Linked DNA regions of Mus musculus: region 2 is linked to region 1. Evidence: chromatin loops called from intact Hi-C (ENCODE). Cell type or tissue: left cerebral cortex. All regions are shown on one strand.

Region 1 (8,000 bases):
GCATGGGCAACCTACCAAGGAGCACATCCCTGGAAGAAAAGGAACTATCCTCCCAGCAGCCATCAATAAGAATAGCTTGGAGGTGGGGCCTGTGAGTTCCACGCCCATCTCTGCTGGAATTTTGATTGGCTTGATTGCCTGCAGGCAACTAGGGCACCTTTGAGTTCCTGAGTGTGGAGGTCTTATCAAGTCTAGAGGAGGCTGTGTAACATCTGTTCCGTCATTTCCCTACCAATGGGTCCATGCTGGGTCACTCGGGAATTAGTGAGTTCAATCACAATTTGCTACATTATTAAGGTCTGGTCGAGTCTCCGCCCTCTGTTGCTTTCTCTGTCCCTTCAATTTTCTGGGTTCTGTATTATCAGACTGCCTGAGTTTCTATGGAGATTACAGAAGCATGACCTTGAACCTCATCCTGCTTTCTGGTGATAATTTCCTTTGAGGTCTAAAATTTGTCTTATTATTCTTGATTGCTTGGACTTTCGTGACTACATATATTTTCCCTTGGAATTCTACGCCCTTTCCTCCTTGCACTAGACTCAGACTGAATCACACGATTAGGGAAGGGCATTTGCTGCAATCTGCACTCGTACAGAGCAGCGAGGGTCTGGGGTGGTGCGCACTGTTTTGTGAGATGCTCATCTGTCCTTTCTGGATGTACTGATTATAGCCACTGTGAGTCATCAGCTAACGCGCGTATACTGAGCTCATGCCAGAGCCTCAGCCGCCCCTTCCTTTTCCCGCCCATCACAGCTCATGATCCCTTCAGCTTTCTCCTCTTAACCTTAGCTGTTTGGATCTCTGACTTCCTTTGCACTGATGATTATAATTGGGAAGCTGTTCTCCGACATTCGGATGTACCTGATGCGACACAGACTCTCTGCGGATTCAGTTTCCTCACAGAGTTTATTTATAGCTGAGGTTTGACGTTACCTGAAATCAAGCTTTTTTTTTTTTTCTCCCTTGCAAAAGTACTTTCAGTTTTTGTTCTTTGTGGAAGGAAGTAGGACAGACTTCAAGGCACAGTATTTTTGCAGTGCATCAGAACCTTCTTTGAGAGCTTGATTCGCAGTCTTTCAAGTAGACCAGATTTTCTCACCACAGTCAATTCTATGAAATGCCAGAAAGCAAGAGCTAGGCTAACTCAAACACACAAGCAGCCAAATTTAGCTTGACACCCTTATTAAATATTGACCTCATGGGAACTGAGGCTGAAAACAACCTTTGAGAAAGAAGCCAGTCTACACATTAATGGGCTTCCTTTGTTTTGGTTTTGACTGTCCTTTAGTTGCCTAGCCAATATATTGAAACCAAGTTAAACTTCAGGCTCAAACGATTTCCTTTTTAACACATAGCTTTGACCTAGGGGAACTAATCAGATAGATAATATAATTGTTGTTAATCACCCGAGTTTGTAATTGTACCTTTGATCTGTATGCTGAGAAACACTTTGGCAATGTTGACTCCCTCCCCTCCCTCCCCACCTTCTGTAGTTGGTGGGCTTTTTGTTTTGTTTTTGTTTTGATTTGTTTTATCTCCCACCTTCCCCCTAGAAGCTAAGCAACATAATGTGTGAAGTCACCAACTTGCCATGACAGAATAAAGAAGAGATCCAGCAAATGGGAGCCTATGTCACTTAGTTACACTAACACCATTAACACTCAGTCCTTTCAGTAGGGATGCATCAAGCAGCCATAGTTTTGCCTTTGCCCTTTCCCTGTAGCAGGCAGGGACTTGCAAACACTTCTTTCTTTCTCATCTGACAGGTGTTTCTTCCATGCTTCAGCATCTTCAGTTTTTTGACACCTAAGAAAGGGATTTGAATTCAAGGATACTCGAATTCTCTCTCACCCCGCCCCCCTCTGCGTGTGTGCGCGAGTGTGTGTGTGTGTGTGTGTGTGTGTGTGTGTGTGTGTGTGTGGCCTGTGAGTGCATTTTGATGTTTTCCTGGGGCCTCATATGACAGCTGAACATAAGAAAATAAAACCTGCAGCTATTAGCATTGTTTGCTCCATGTGAATGATATCGCACTAATGCCCTAGGTTCTAGAGCTCAGTGAGACTGGTTTTTGTTTGTTTGGGTTTGGTTTTGGTTTGCTTTGTTTTTTTGGCAAGACCCCAAACCTTGTCCTAAAGGCAGCCACATAGGATGTACTCTGTTCCTGAGAAGATTCCGAAACCCACAGCCGCTGCTCATCAGCGCGAGGGTGCAAACCTCTGGTTTTCTGTTTCTTCCTTTTCTTCTCAAATTCTGCTTCCGCTTCTGAGAGTTGAAGCTGCCGTGACGGAGACTCTTCTCATCTCACTCCAGAGCTCTCTGAAGTGAATATGTTAAAGGCATCCAACGAAGGCCCTGCCTGAATTGAACTTTTGGGGTTCTTTAAATCTCAAAAATCTCCATTGCTGAAGCAGCTCTCTTCAGGGTTCCTGGGAGAGCTCTGGGTTCAAACTAGACCCTAAAGGTTAGAACAGGATGGACTAGTTGTTTGTACAGGCCATATTTTTCCCCTCACGGAACTGAGGTTCTTAGGCTCAAGAACTGGAATTCTAAAGTAGTTTTTAAAATAGAAAACTTCCAGGTTGGATGTGACTATATTTAGATGCTTACATTTATTACGCTTGAATTTTTCTAGAATATTCCACTTTTAGGAAGACTCAGCCAAGGGTATTAGAAATGTAGAACAAGGAAGGATGCAACTCCTAGCTGGGCCCTTATGTTTAATTATAGACATTACAGACAGATAGAGGGAAAAGCATTTAGGGAACAAGCAACACAGTAGTGCCCTAATGCCACCAAATGCAGAATAAAATGGTTCAGGATGCACTTAACAGATTTTACTGTGTAAAGGACTCTTATTATGGTAGGAAGATCTACTGAATCTCTGAGTAGTTAGATAAAGGTGAAGGATTTATTCCCAGGACTGTTATAAAGATGCCCCTACTTTTAACATGTTCACTTTAAGACTTGTTCCAAAGACAAAATGTATATAAAAGAATAAGAAATGCAAACAAAACATTGCTAGATATTAATGACATGAGAACCTAAGTGGACTACTGTCTATTGGCCAGTTAACTCTGTCCAATTCTAATTGGCCAGTTCTAACGATGAACCAAACTCTGTAGCCCGAGGAATGCTTACCGTTAGCTTTCAAAGCAAAACAGAATAATAATTCTCAAATAAAAAAAGTTACATCTCCTTTGTTATCTTGGTGCTGACTTCAGTATAAACCCCAAGCAAACACTTAGATAAGAACGTACTCAGAGGGAATGGTAAGTCTCTTCAAGAGGAAATGGACACCTTTAACCTTCTACAATGCACTGAGAACATGAAGGTTTAGAGGAGTTCACCGGGGATAACTTGAGTTTATATATATATATATATACACACATTAATTCTTAGGCCTTTTAGCTATAGCTCAAGAACTGGAATTCTAAAGTAGTTTTTAAAATAGAAAACTTCCAGGTTGGATGTGACTATATTTAAATGCTTACATTTATTATGCTTGAATTTTTCTAGAATATTCCACTTTTAGGATGAATCAGTCAAGAGTATTAAATGTAGAACAAGGAAGGATGCATATATATATATATATATATATATATATATATATATATATATATATATATATATATTCTTGTAAATGCATGCCCTCAGATCCATTATGAGGGAATGACTCCATGGAAGGAAAGAAAGAAGAAAGGGAGGAAGAATGGAAGGAAGAAAGGAAATTAGAAAAAAAGGAACTGCATATTATTATTAGGTGGATGGGGAAGGAGGGTGTCTGAGTGCGTTCAGGAAGGAATTGGGACAGGGGTTAATAAGTTCAAAATATGTTGTATGAAATTCTCAAACAAATAAAAAGAAACCCCCAATACATGGCCAAGTTGATAAAGCCATGCCCTGATGAGGCTGGTAGAATATACTGCCATCTAGTGGTACTAATGGAATGAGCGCTGTGTCCTCAATGTCACCCTCTGGGCTGAGTGATGGTTGACTGAACGCACTAGAAGGAAGATATACTACACAGAGCTAAAGCTGGCAGTGGAAAAGTACCTTACGTGTGACTTTTTAACCACTGAAGCCTTATAGCTAACATAGCTGTTTCAGTGGGCCCCCAGAAAGGATAGTCAGAGAGTCAAAGACAGGAAGTAAAGAAAACAGTTCATCAAGCAAATGAGAGCTAGTCTTCCAGGGACACCACTCTACCACCTGAACTCATTCGATTATGGGAAAATATTCATTATACAAACATGGAAAACACAAAGGAATAAGTATGACCTAGAACCAGCTGAGCTGGCCACTGGAAAGCTGCACACAGTGCCGAGTGGACACATCTGCCTCCCTGGCTTCTGATAGAGTTGTAGTGCTGAGGTGGATCTAATGACACTGCTTGTACAGGTGGTCTCTCAGTCTTTATCATAACTATGTCTTCCTAAAGGTCTTTGCCTGAAATTAGTTGCTGAGCCTTTTATTTCCTGTCCTGGTGGTGGTATAGAGAGCTGCTGAATTTCAATGAGTCAATGTGTCTACAGTTGAAGGTTGAATCAAGAAGATGGAGTTCATCTGGGAGTCAAGAGGTTACATAGGGTTTATTAACCAACTTGTCAGTTCACTTGTTCAGTCTTCTCGGAAATGAGGGCATTTTCAGGATTCTCCCAATTATGTAGCCTACCCCAGGGACAAAGCCAGATACTGTTTGTGACCTTTGTATCTTAACACTGAAGATTCTACCAAATAGGCTGGGCTTTCAGAAACATTGTCTGAGAATACCACATAGAATCTCATTCAAAACCTATCTAAGGTCTTTCTTTGGGCCAAGGGAAAGTGATTCTAGCTGATTGTTTGAAGAGGAGATAGCTATGAGAATATTTAGTCTTTTGACTAAAAAAAAAAAAAAAAAAAAAAAAAACCAAATAAACAGCATTTTACCTGTATGGATGTTTTGCCTGCATATGTGTATACTCATTAGTGGCATGCCTAGTGTCTTAGGAAGTCTGAAGAAGGTGTCAGATCCCCTGAGACTGGAGTTATGGACATATGGGTAGGTGCCATACTGTGGTACATGTTAATTCGGGAAGGCTGATCTTCCCTAGTGTATTAGTCAGGATTCTCTAGAGTCATAGAACTTATGGGTAGTCTCTATATAGTAAAGGGATTTGGTGATGACTTATAGACTGTATTCCAACTTCCCAACAATGGTCCGCTGCAGCTTTGAGTGGAAGTCCAAAGATCTAGCAGTTGCTCAGTCCCAGAAGACAAGCAGGAAAAGAAGAGAGAGGATCTTCCTTCTTCCAATGTCCTTACGTAGGTCTCCAGCAGAAGGTGTGGCCTAGATTAAACGTGTGTACCACCACACCTGGACCTGGGACCTGCTTTATCCCAGATGACCTTGAACTCCGAGATCTCCTTGCTTTACTCTCCTGGGATTCATAGCCACTATACCCCAAGATCTCCATGCCAAGATCCAGGTCAGAAACTTGTATCTTCTGGCCTCAAGATCAGGATCACAAGTGAGTCTTCCAATTCTGGATTGCAGTTCATTCCAGATATAGTCAAGTTGACAACCAGGAACAGCCACTACACCAAGGAAGAATTTCCTTTCCCTTCTGATCTACCTCTGTTTCTTCCAGTGTGGCCTGGGCTTTGGCCTCTTATTGATTCAATAACATGACCTTTTCCATTTCTGCTAAATTCTTGATGCGGTTTCAAATCTGGTTCATGAGACTAGAAACTAGCTCTGGGGAGAGAGGAAAGACCATCTATGTTGGAGAGGAGGTTTCATCTCTGTTCCATGATATCAGCACAACTTTCTCTACAAAGGACTACTGGGACCAATTTTATCCTTGGTAACTTTACGGCAAGGCTACCCATTACTGTTACTTTAAGTTAGAAGGCATCCCTTCTATGATATATTTTTTTGCCAGCTGCCAGAAATGGTCTCAATAATTGATGAAGGTTGGGGTCCTCAGAGCCTAATTCAGAGTTTTGTGCCTTGCACATATGTATGCATACATATAACTTCACATAGTTCTGCTTCTCAGGAGCCATGTCAGATTCTACACAGAGTTCCTCTCACATATAGACCCCAGACCAGGAATTCCTGCACTTCAGTGGGTGTGCTAGATTCTACACAGAGTTCCTCTCGTTTACAGACCCCAGTCCAGGAATCCCTGCACTTTAATTGGTGTGCTTCTCTGTTGATACCAGTGTCTCATTGTGCCAGTCACCAATCAACACTGGGATAGAAACTTTAAGCATAAGCAGGACACCATCCACCAGCAGCCAAAGCATGATCCCAGACAGTCCAGCCAGCCAGATGGGGTTCTAGAAGGACAGTAGCTTTCACTCAGACACAGGGCAGTTCTAGTGAGCCTCTCATAAACACAAGCCTTTGACAGCGAGTCAGCCAGAAAGTGGCAAGCCTTAGACACCTGATACTACACTACTGTGGTTGGTTCAGATTTTTCCTGAAGAGAGGCTCTATTCTCTAAAAGATATGGAGCAGGGCCAAATAGTACCAGGAATTCTGGAGCCAGAAGAATGAGAGTCAAGAACACATCTGCTCCTCTGTTTCTGAAGTCATATGCTATAATGAGTTAAGCCAAGAATGTTAAAAACTTACAATACTAAAGACATCAAGTGAAAACTCTTGGGTTAATAATAATCATTTCCTGCTTGGAGAAAATGTAGGGGAAGTTTGCCTCAACTCTGACTATGCCTTACAATCACCGGCAGAGCTTAAAACAGAACAAAACAAGCCCCCATATTCCAGTCCTACCCTAAGTATGGGAATTTGCTTCACCTGAAAGCCTGTAAAAAATGCAAATTTGCAGGCTCCATCCACTGAATCAGAAATTCTGTGGTGGGCTTGGCTTCCTGTTCCCAGGTGGTTACATGGCTGAGTTTGGGGGCTACAGTTCTAACACATCTCACAGCCCAGTCAGAGCCGGTCAAGTACAACACAGGTCAACAGAGAAGACTCCAGTCAGAGCTGGTCAAGTACAACACAGGTCAACAGACAAGACTCCAGTCAGAGCTGGTCAAGTACAACACAGGTCAACAGAGAAGACTCTGAGAGCAACAGATTGGCTTCCAAAGCACATCATGCACACCACATTGGCTCCACAGGAAGCATCCTGCTTTATTGGCTTGCCGTTTGGCAGCATATTCAAAATTTAAAATTCATTCCTTTAACCCAGAAATTTCATTTCTAGGGATTCACTCGTCTGCACTATTTTTACCAATGTGCAAATGTATGTGTATGATGTGGCAATGCAGAAATCCTTGCCATTGTGGCTAAGCAGATCTGGAAATGAATAAGGTACAGTTAAGGAAGCATCCCTCATCCTTAATAGAAAGGCTACATAATAGCCTTTTATATTTGGGGATATGTGTGTTTACAGAGTATTGTGGGCTCATGATGGGTGTCCTTATGTATATGTGTGTGCGGGCCAAAGGTCAACCTTGAGTGTCATTCTTCATTGCTAGTCATCTTTTTTTCAAGACAAGATAATCCAATGGCCTGGAGCTTGCCAAGAAGTCTCAGATGGCTCCTCCCACCCCCCATCTCTACCTCTCAGCTCTGGGATAGCACACCTCTGACACACCAGAATTTTTGTGCTTTATTCTGGGCATTGGAATCATGCCCCTGATGGAGTTACTGACTGAGTTACTTTCATAGCCATATACAGCTTTTTAAAAGTATGTGGCAGGTCTTCGTGAGTGTAAATGGATGGGACAAGAACAGATCATATTGAGTGAGGTAACCCAGACCTGGAAAGATAAATGTCACATGTAATTTCTCAGCGGAGACTCCCAGCTCCAAGTCTCCAGATGTATGAACATAGCTGGTAGTAACTGCAGAAAATAAGAAAGTAAAATGGGACCATTGCCAGGAAAGGGGTGTTGGGGAGCAAAGCAGGGAGGTGCATAGGGGGATACAAGTGATCTGATAGGGGAAATGGGGGAGGGGGCTCTTTATGGATGGGGGAAGGACAGAA
Region 2 (8,000 bases), 200 kb before region 1:
AAAATCACTCATATCAGTCAATTATCAGTCTGTCTGTCTACTCTTCCAAAAGAGTCATCTGAAAGGCTAGTACCTGTTACTGAACTGTTACTATTGAAATCCACAGTCTGAGAATACGGAGAAGAGAGTATCTCACTTACAAAAGAGCGAAGCTCAGAGAGTATATTAGATATAGTTGCATTGGGATCGTCGTATTCTTGAGGCTGCTCAAAGGCACGGCCAGTTTTGTTGATCAGCCACGCAGCAAGAGTGCAAAACATGTAGAACTGCTCGCCTGGGTTGGTAGGCAGAGCAAAGTAGTGTCTGTTTCAAAGGAAGGGAGGATTGGATGTGTAAGCTAAAGCAAGTCAACAGTGAGTAAGTCCAAAGTTGCTAATTGTCCCTCAAGCATCCTTCATTAATACTCTTGAACGATCTAGTGATTCACGGCACTCAGAACGTTTCGAGCTAGTATCAAGGGACAATCCCTACAGCACACAAAATATTTGACCAAAACCCCCTACAACCAGGGAATGGAAGGTAGTAATTTTTGAGAATGGCATGAAGGTTTGGTCAAAATCAATTAACTGGTCATGAGTAAGTTCCTCCGCCCCCCAAGTGGCAACTGTGGATTTAAAGAGACTAATAACTTAGCATGTTTTTACTGGTTGTAGCCTACCAGCTATGCCAAACATCTTAGCTACATATTCCAATCAACTCCTTAAAGTGCTGCCAGGAGCGTCTTCCCTCAGTCCTGCACAACCATAACTTATGGGAATGGAACCCTACACAGGTACATTTCAGAGGTTCCCAACTTAGATGGTGCAGGGTTTCAGAAAGGAACAAGAACCTCCATGAGGTCCCCACACGTCACCACTGCTGCACTTTGCTAATTCCATTACTGTACTAGATATGTTCCCATGAGGGTAGATTTGTACAGAGCTAAGGAGGACATAAAAGGTACAACTAGCATCATCCAAAAGGTGAATCAGAGATCTGCTTTGTTTTCTCTATGTTGCTATCACTATTACATACATATATATATACACATATATATAATATGAATTTAAAGAGACTAATGACTTATGTTTTTAAATGTGTGTGTATGTATAAAACCAATTACATAAGAATCAGTGATCTATACTTCTATTTTCTAAACTTTTTCCATCCAGAAAGTATAAATGTTCAGGTACAGGTTTACAAGGAATTTACCCACCAATAACTGTTTATTCCTTATTATCACTCCTTGAGGCCAGAGGAAGGGACACTGACAGATACTGTGGGCCTGTGATGGGGATTCGGCAGCATGAAGGTATATCAGAATCACCTACAGATGTTTTATCTCCAGACCTTCTGAAAAGGCAGACCTGGACAAGAGCCTGACAACTTCTTCCTACATCCCCAGGTGATGTGGACGTGCTAGTCTGATGGTGACACCTTGACCTACTGGCTAGAATATCTCCACACAAATCCGTGGTACAAAGTGTCTTGCTCAAGCTTTGAGTTTCAGTACAGCAAGGCATTAATAAGAGCTCGTTAATAATATTACTATTAATAGTAAGTCCACTTTCCCTTTGTTTGACAGATAAATTTGAAAAACTTAACACTTTTATCCCCACCAAAAATGTTGGCCATCTATATTACTATGACCAATTTATTTTAAATAATAATCCCAATCTAGAAACTTCTATTATGGATCAGGATCAAGATGATCTTTCTTCTCTAATTTTTCTCCTTTTACAGACTAACTTGGCATTGTGGGCAGATTTTATACAAGAATTCTTCCAGACCTGTCTGGAAGAGGGTAAGAGCTTAAAACTGCCAAGAGAAATGATATGTGTCCCATTGATGGAAAAGAAAGTACGATAAATAACTCTTTAATTTCTTCTTACAGAATAAAACAAACACGGGATTTAGAGGGAAAAAAAAGCAATAGAACACAGTTATCACTAAGCTACCATGATTACAGGAGGGACTTTTGTCTATCACTCTTGACAACTATAGGCTCTGCCTTGGGGATATTCCAAACTTTCCCCACTACCGCAAGCGGGAACTTTAGGTCCTATATTGAGGGCCATTCCAAACACTTATTTCATTTGCCTTCTCCACTTCCCATTTTCTAAGAGTATTGTTGCAAAAGCACTAAGTCGTTTGAACCATAGTAATTAGCCCACAAGTTTACTTACTACATAACAAGTGCTGCTCAGAAATGTCCTAAGTATTCACAGTTGTTAGTTTACAAAGTCTAGCAAAGGAAAACATAAACTAGAAAGAGATCTAAATGATAAGGGCGCTCATCGCTAGAGATAGGTTTTTCTACCCTTTCTACTTTGGGTATTTTATTATATTTAAAACAAGATTTGTGTTTGGTAGACGGTGCGTGACTGTTTTGAAAAATGGGCAGACTGTCTTCCCCAGTCCTCCCTGCCATTACAAAACTTGTTTACTTTCTCCACAAAATGATCAAGTCTGAAAAACTACACCTTCCACAGTGCGGAAGTTTCCTTCCTGAGCACAGAAGCCAGAGGAAGGGATGTAAGGACCCCCGCGCGGGGTCTTCGCCTCACCTAAGGGGGAGCGTCCCCCTGGGGTCCAGCCAGCACCCGGCGCTGGGGGCAAGGCACGCACCTGGACGGGGGCTTCAGATTGCTCTTTCGGAGTAGCTCCTCCTCGTAGCGGAGCAGCTTCAGCTTCTCCACTAAGTCTTCCATCACCACGAACATGTGGTAGGCCGCTCCTGGCCCGCGCTCCACCACAGCCTCCCCTGCGCCTTCCCCGCGAGCCCGAGACACCCCATCGTCCAAGCCCGACGGCGGGATCACCGCGGCCGCGGCGGCCATCCCTGCTCAGACCCCCAGCGCCCGGCTGGGCTCCGGCCAGGATCTCTGCAGCCTTCGCCGCCCGCACCCCACAGACCGCACAGTCCCCACCGTTACCAGGCAACCGCAGGGCAGCCGGTCACCACGGCAACCAGACCCGCCTCCTTCGCTCCCAGCCGGCCTCTCTAAATTTTCACCAATCAAAGCTGGATTCTTACGTGACGTCACGCCATGCTGGTCCCTGGCCTAGGGGGTAGCTCCGCCCTATGGGCGTGGCGCATCGTCCCCCACCTCTTCCGCCTCTCCCGCGCGCCTTAAAGGCGTAGGGTCCCCAGCTATTTAGCGCTGCATGCTGAGTACAGCCAAGAGGAGCACAGGATCTGGTATTCTGCTCAGGGCTGCTGAATGAACAGACATCTGGTCATCGAGGTAGCAATTCAAAGGACTGAAACGAAGCAGAACAGAGTGTTGGAGGTTATGCTTGCTCAGTGATTCTTGTTTTATTTTCTCAAAGTGGGAAGTTGTGGTGAAACTCGCTGTCCTTAGGTTCACATTACCTCAGAAATTCCACCCGCAAGACTGCTAGTCTATTTCTTAACTTAATTGCTTATTAGATAGTGCTAGACTTACGAGTATATTCTAAATAAGACTTAAAGTCTTACAATGATCTTATCTCACTCCATTAGGAAAGCGGTTGCTTGGAAGAGGGCAGCTTGGGAAAAGATTTATACCACACACACATTGGCCTCAATCTGTTCCGAGCCCATGCAGATTTAAATTCTTGAGTACTAATGAAATCCCACAAAATATAGTATCTGGAAAGGAAGTGCTGCATTGTAGCACTTACATTTAGATAAGAACATTTCTGCTATTATGTCAGCACGTATTGACCTAGAAAACACATGGAGACATAACTGACCAGGGATGTGACTTATCCTTACAATAAAGTACTGCATCAGGCAATCTTTCTTGTAGTTAAAGATAAGAAGTGAAGCGAAGAGAAGTTGCCTAGCTACTTCTTAAGATAACTCAGAAGCAAGAGGTGTAACATTTGTCTGATTAACCCTGTGCCTGTTAAGGGGTCATCAACAGCTTATATCACACCCTAAATAATGTAGCAGGATCATATTTTTGACATAATTAAAATCTGAATCATATTTGTAAAAATCCTTGTGATAAAAGGAAGAGTTTTTCTTTCTAATCAGCCTTGTTTCTAATGCTAATAAAGGTATCCAAATGAAAAACATTGCTATTCATCAAATAAAAGACACACATAAAACTACTGATTTATGTAGAAAATAAAATGGAGATGAGAAATCCAAGGATAACTGGGTAATTGCACGCCTCACAGGTGGAGGTCAGAGGACAACCTTCTATATCAGTCCTCAACTACTACTTTGAGACAGACAGCTTTTCTGTAAACTTTTTTTAAATTTCTTTTGTTTTAATTAGGTATTTATTTCATTTACATTTCCAATGCTATCCTAAAAGTCCCCCGCCCACTCCCCCACCCACCCATTCCCACTTTTTGGCCCTGACATTCCCCTGTACTGAGGCAGATAAAGTTTGCAAGTCCAAAGGGCCTCTCTTTCCACTGATGGCCAACTAGGCCATCTTTTGATACATATGCAGCTAGAGTCAAGAGATCCAGGGTACTGGTTAGTTCATATTGTTGTTCCACCTACAGGGTTGTAGATCCCTTTAGCTCCTTTGGGTACTTTCAATAGCTACTCCATTGGGGGCCCTGTGATACATCCAATATCTGACTGTGAGCATCCACTTCTGTGTTTGCTAGGCCCTGGCATAGTCTCACAAGAGACAGCTATATCTGGGTCCTTTCAGCAAAATCTTGCTAGTGTATGCAATGGTGTCAGCGTTTGGAAGCTGATTATGGGATGGATCCCTGGGTATGGCAGTCTCTAGATGGTCCATCCTTTTGTCTCAGCTCCAAACTGTGTCTCTGTAACTCCTTCCATGGGAGTTTTGTTCCCAATTCTAAGAAGGGGCAAAGTGTCCACACTTTGGTCTTCGTTCTTCTTGAGTTTCATGTGTTTAGCAAATTGTATCTTGGGTATTCTAAGTTTCTGGGCTAATATCCACTTATCAGTGAGTACATATTGTGTGAGTTCTTTTGTGATTGTGTTACCTCACTCAGGATGATGCCCTCCAGGTCCATCCATTTGCCTAGGAATTTCATAAATTCATTCTTTTTAATAGCTGACTAGTACTCCATTGTGTAAATGTACCACATTTTCTGTATCCATTTCTCTGTTGAGGGGCATCTGGGTTCTTTCTAGCTTCTGGCTATTATAAATAAGGCTGCTATGAACATAGTGGAGCGTGTGTCCTTCTTACAGGTTGGAACATCTTCTGGATATATGCCCAGGAGAGGTATTGCTGGATCCTCCAGTAATACTATGTCCAATTTTCTGAGGAACCACCAGACTGATTTCCAGAGTGGTTGTACAAGCTTGCAATCCCACCAACAATGGAGGAGTGTTCCTCTTGCTCCACATCCTTGCCAGCATCTGCTGTCACCTGAATTTTTGATCTTAGCCATTCTGTCTGGTGTGAGGTGGAATCTCAGGGTTGTTTTGATTTGCATTTCTCTGATGATTAAGGATGTTGAACATTTTTTTCAGGTGCTTCTCAGCCATTCGGTATTCCTCAGGTGAGAATTCTTTGTTTAGCTCTGAGCCCCATTTTTTAATGGGGTTATTTGATTTTCTGGAATCCACCTTCTTGATGTGTGTGTGTGTGTGTGTGTGTGTGTGTGTGTGTGTGCGTGTATATATATATATATGAATGATATTAGCCCCCTATCTGTGTGTGTGTGTATATATATATATATATATATATATATATATATATGATATTAGCCCCCTATCTGATTTAGGATAGGTAAAGATCCTTTCTCAATCTGTTGGTGGCTTTTTTTGTCTTATTGATGGTGTCTTTTTCCTTACAGAAGCTTTGCAATTTTATGAGGTCCCATTTGTCAATTCTCGATCTTACAGCACAAGCCATTGCTGTTCTATTCAGGAATTTTCCCCTGTACCCATATCTTCGAGGCTTTTCCCCAATTTCTCCTCTATAAGTTTCAGTGTCTCTGGTTTTATGTGGAGTTCTTTAATCCACTTAGATTTGACCTTAGTACAAAGAGATAGAAATGGATCAATTCACATTCTTCTACATGATAACCACCAATTGTGCCAGCACCATTTGTTGAAAATGCTGTCCTTTCCCCACTGGATGGTTTTTGCTCCCTTGTCAAAGATCAGGTGACCATAGGTTTGTGGGTTCATTTCTGGGTCTTCAATTCTATTCCATTTGTCTACTTGTCTGTCGCTATACCAGTACCATGCCATTTTTATCACAATTGCTCTGTAGTACAGCTTTAGGTCAGGCATGGTGATTCCACCAGAGGTTCTTTTATCCTTGAGAAGAGTTTTTGCTATCCTAGGTTTTTTGTTATTCCAGATGAATTTGCAGATTGCCCTTTCTAATTCGTTGAAGAATTGAGTTGGAATTTTGATGGGGATTGCATTGAATCTGTAGATTGCTTTTGGCAAGATAACCATTTTTACTATATTGATCCTGCCAATCCACGAGCATGGGAGATCTTTCTATCTTCTGAGATCTTCTTTAATTTCTTTCTTCAGAGACTTGAAGTTCTTATCATACAGATCTTTCACTTCCTTAGTTAGAGTCACACCAAGGTATTTTGTATTATTTGTGACTATTGAGAAGGGTGTTGTTTCCCTAATTTCTTTCTCAGCCTGTTTATCCTTTGTGTACAGAAAGGCCATTGACTTGTTTTAGTTCTGTAAACTTCTAAGGCAGCAGTTCTCAACCTTGTGGGTCACAAGACCCCTCTTGGGTGTGTGTGGGGTCACATATAGGATATCCTTCATATCAGATATTTGTATTATGATTCATAACAGTAGCAAAATTACAGATATGAAGTAGCAATGAGAACAATTACATGGCTGTGGTCACTACAATATGAGGAACTGTATTAAAGGGTTATAGCCTTTCGAGAACCACTGGTCTAGGGGATTCTCCCATCTCTGCCTTCTATATTTCTGTAGAACTGTAAACCCACACTATAGTCCTCCTGTTTATATAGGTTCTGGGGAATTGAACTTAAGTCTACACACCTGCAGCACAATGTTTACCCACTGAGCTGTATCCACAACCTTAGAACCGCTTTTTAAATAGCCTTGCTTTGTAAGTCATGAGCTAGTGGCTATTAGTAGAGACAAATGGAGAGATTTAGTTTGCTTCTACCCCCTGTCAAATTAGCTTTTAATTTTCTTAGCTATCCTACAACAGTGATTACCCCCAGACATGACCATATTTAATGACCACACATGGAAGTTGAGAGCCTTACAAGATGAAGATGAAGCTTTTTAGAAATAAAATAAGAGTCACAAATATTCATACAAACAACAAGCGTTTCATGGGTTTTAAATGACTCTTGAAAGGCTCTGGGATAGCAGGGGTGGGCGTTCCCTCAGAGCATGCTGCCTGCATGAGGTGTTCTGACATCTCGGAAGGTTATGCAGCACAGTAGGAAATAGTCAAATACTGCTTCGTAGATGACTTTCTATACTGTATGTATTTTGACTTGGCGGGAAGTTATACTTTTTCCAGAATCCAGCCATTTCCTTCCCAGACTTGGTCTGGTTTGCAAGCAGGTAAAGAATTAGTTTTCCATTGAAAATGTGAAGAAAGGAAAAAAAGAAAGAAATGAAGAAAGGAAGGAAGGAGAAAGAAAAAAGAGGGAGGGAGGGAAGGAGGGAGGGAAGGAAGGACAGAGGAAAGAACTAAGGAAGGACTAAAGTATAAACTATTCCCAATAATTCTGGCACATAAACAATAAAAAGAGAGAAAATTAAATTCTTCACCACATTATGGTTTCCCACAGAGGGAAAATAGAAAAGAACATAGAAATATCATTTAACTTTAATAAGCAGAGATGTTTCCACATGTCCTTATTTATCTGTAAGAGCTGCCGACAACTGACAGCCCTTTTCTTGGTGGAAATAGTTCCCTTCATGAGAATATCCACTCATATCCTCTTCCGAGTTATCTCAGTGACGGGGAAGCTCCATACTGTATTTTTAATAGCTTTTTTTTTTTTTCTGCAAGACTAACCCTGTGACTATGGTGTCAGATAGGGCTGAAAGAGATTGGAAT

What was found. Hi-C counts contacts between places; a loop is a spot of excess contacts. Peaks named below come from ENCODE experiments on the same cell type or tissue, not always from the same donor. Only the 100,000 strongest peaks of a DNase experiment are listed, where the experiment ranks them.
Region 2: a loop joins it to region 1, with 3 times the contacts of the local background. A loop is called at or near these places in 5 of 42 quality-filtered maps.

Annotation. Positions count from the first base shown.
Region 1 is chr16:49,496,971-49,504,970 of GRCm38, reverse strand. No RefSeq gene overlaps it. Among named protein-coding and RNA genes, the nearest start is that of Gm4802, 88 kb to the right of the region's middle. In left cerebral cortex, a CTCF peak has its summit at 3,929 (motif pointing left); DNase peaks (open chromatin) are centred at 6,519, 6,883, 7,221, 7,567 and 3 more places; H3K4me3 peaks cover 575 bases; H3K27ac peaks cover 1,475 bases.
Region 2 is chr16:49,694,157-49,702,156 of GRCm38, reverse strand. It overlaps Ift57 (intraflagellar transport 57), which reads right to left and starts at 2,863. Exons shown (of 11, transcript NM_028680.3): 1 at 2,608-2,863; 2 at 141-303. The coding sequence starts at 2,819. In left cerebral cortex, no CTCF peak of the experiment used is centred here; DNase peaks (open chromatin) are centred at 3,018 and 3,497; H3K4me3 peaks cover 2,887 bases; H3K27ac peaks cover 1,128 bases.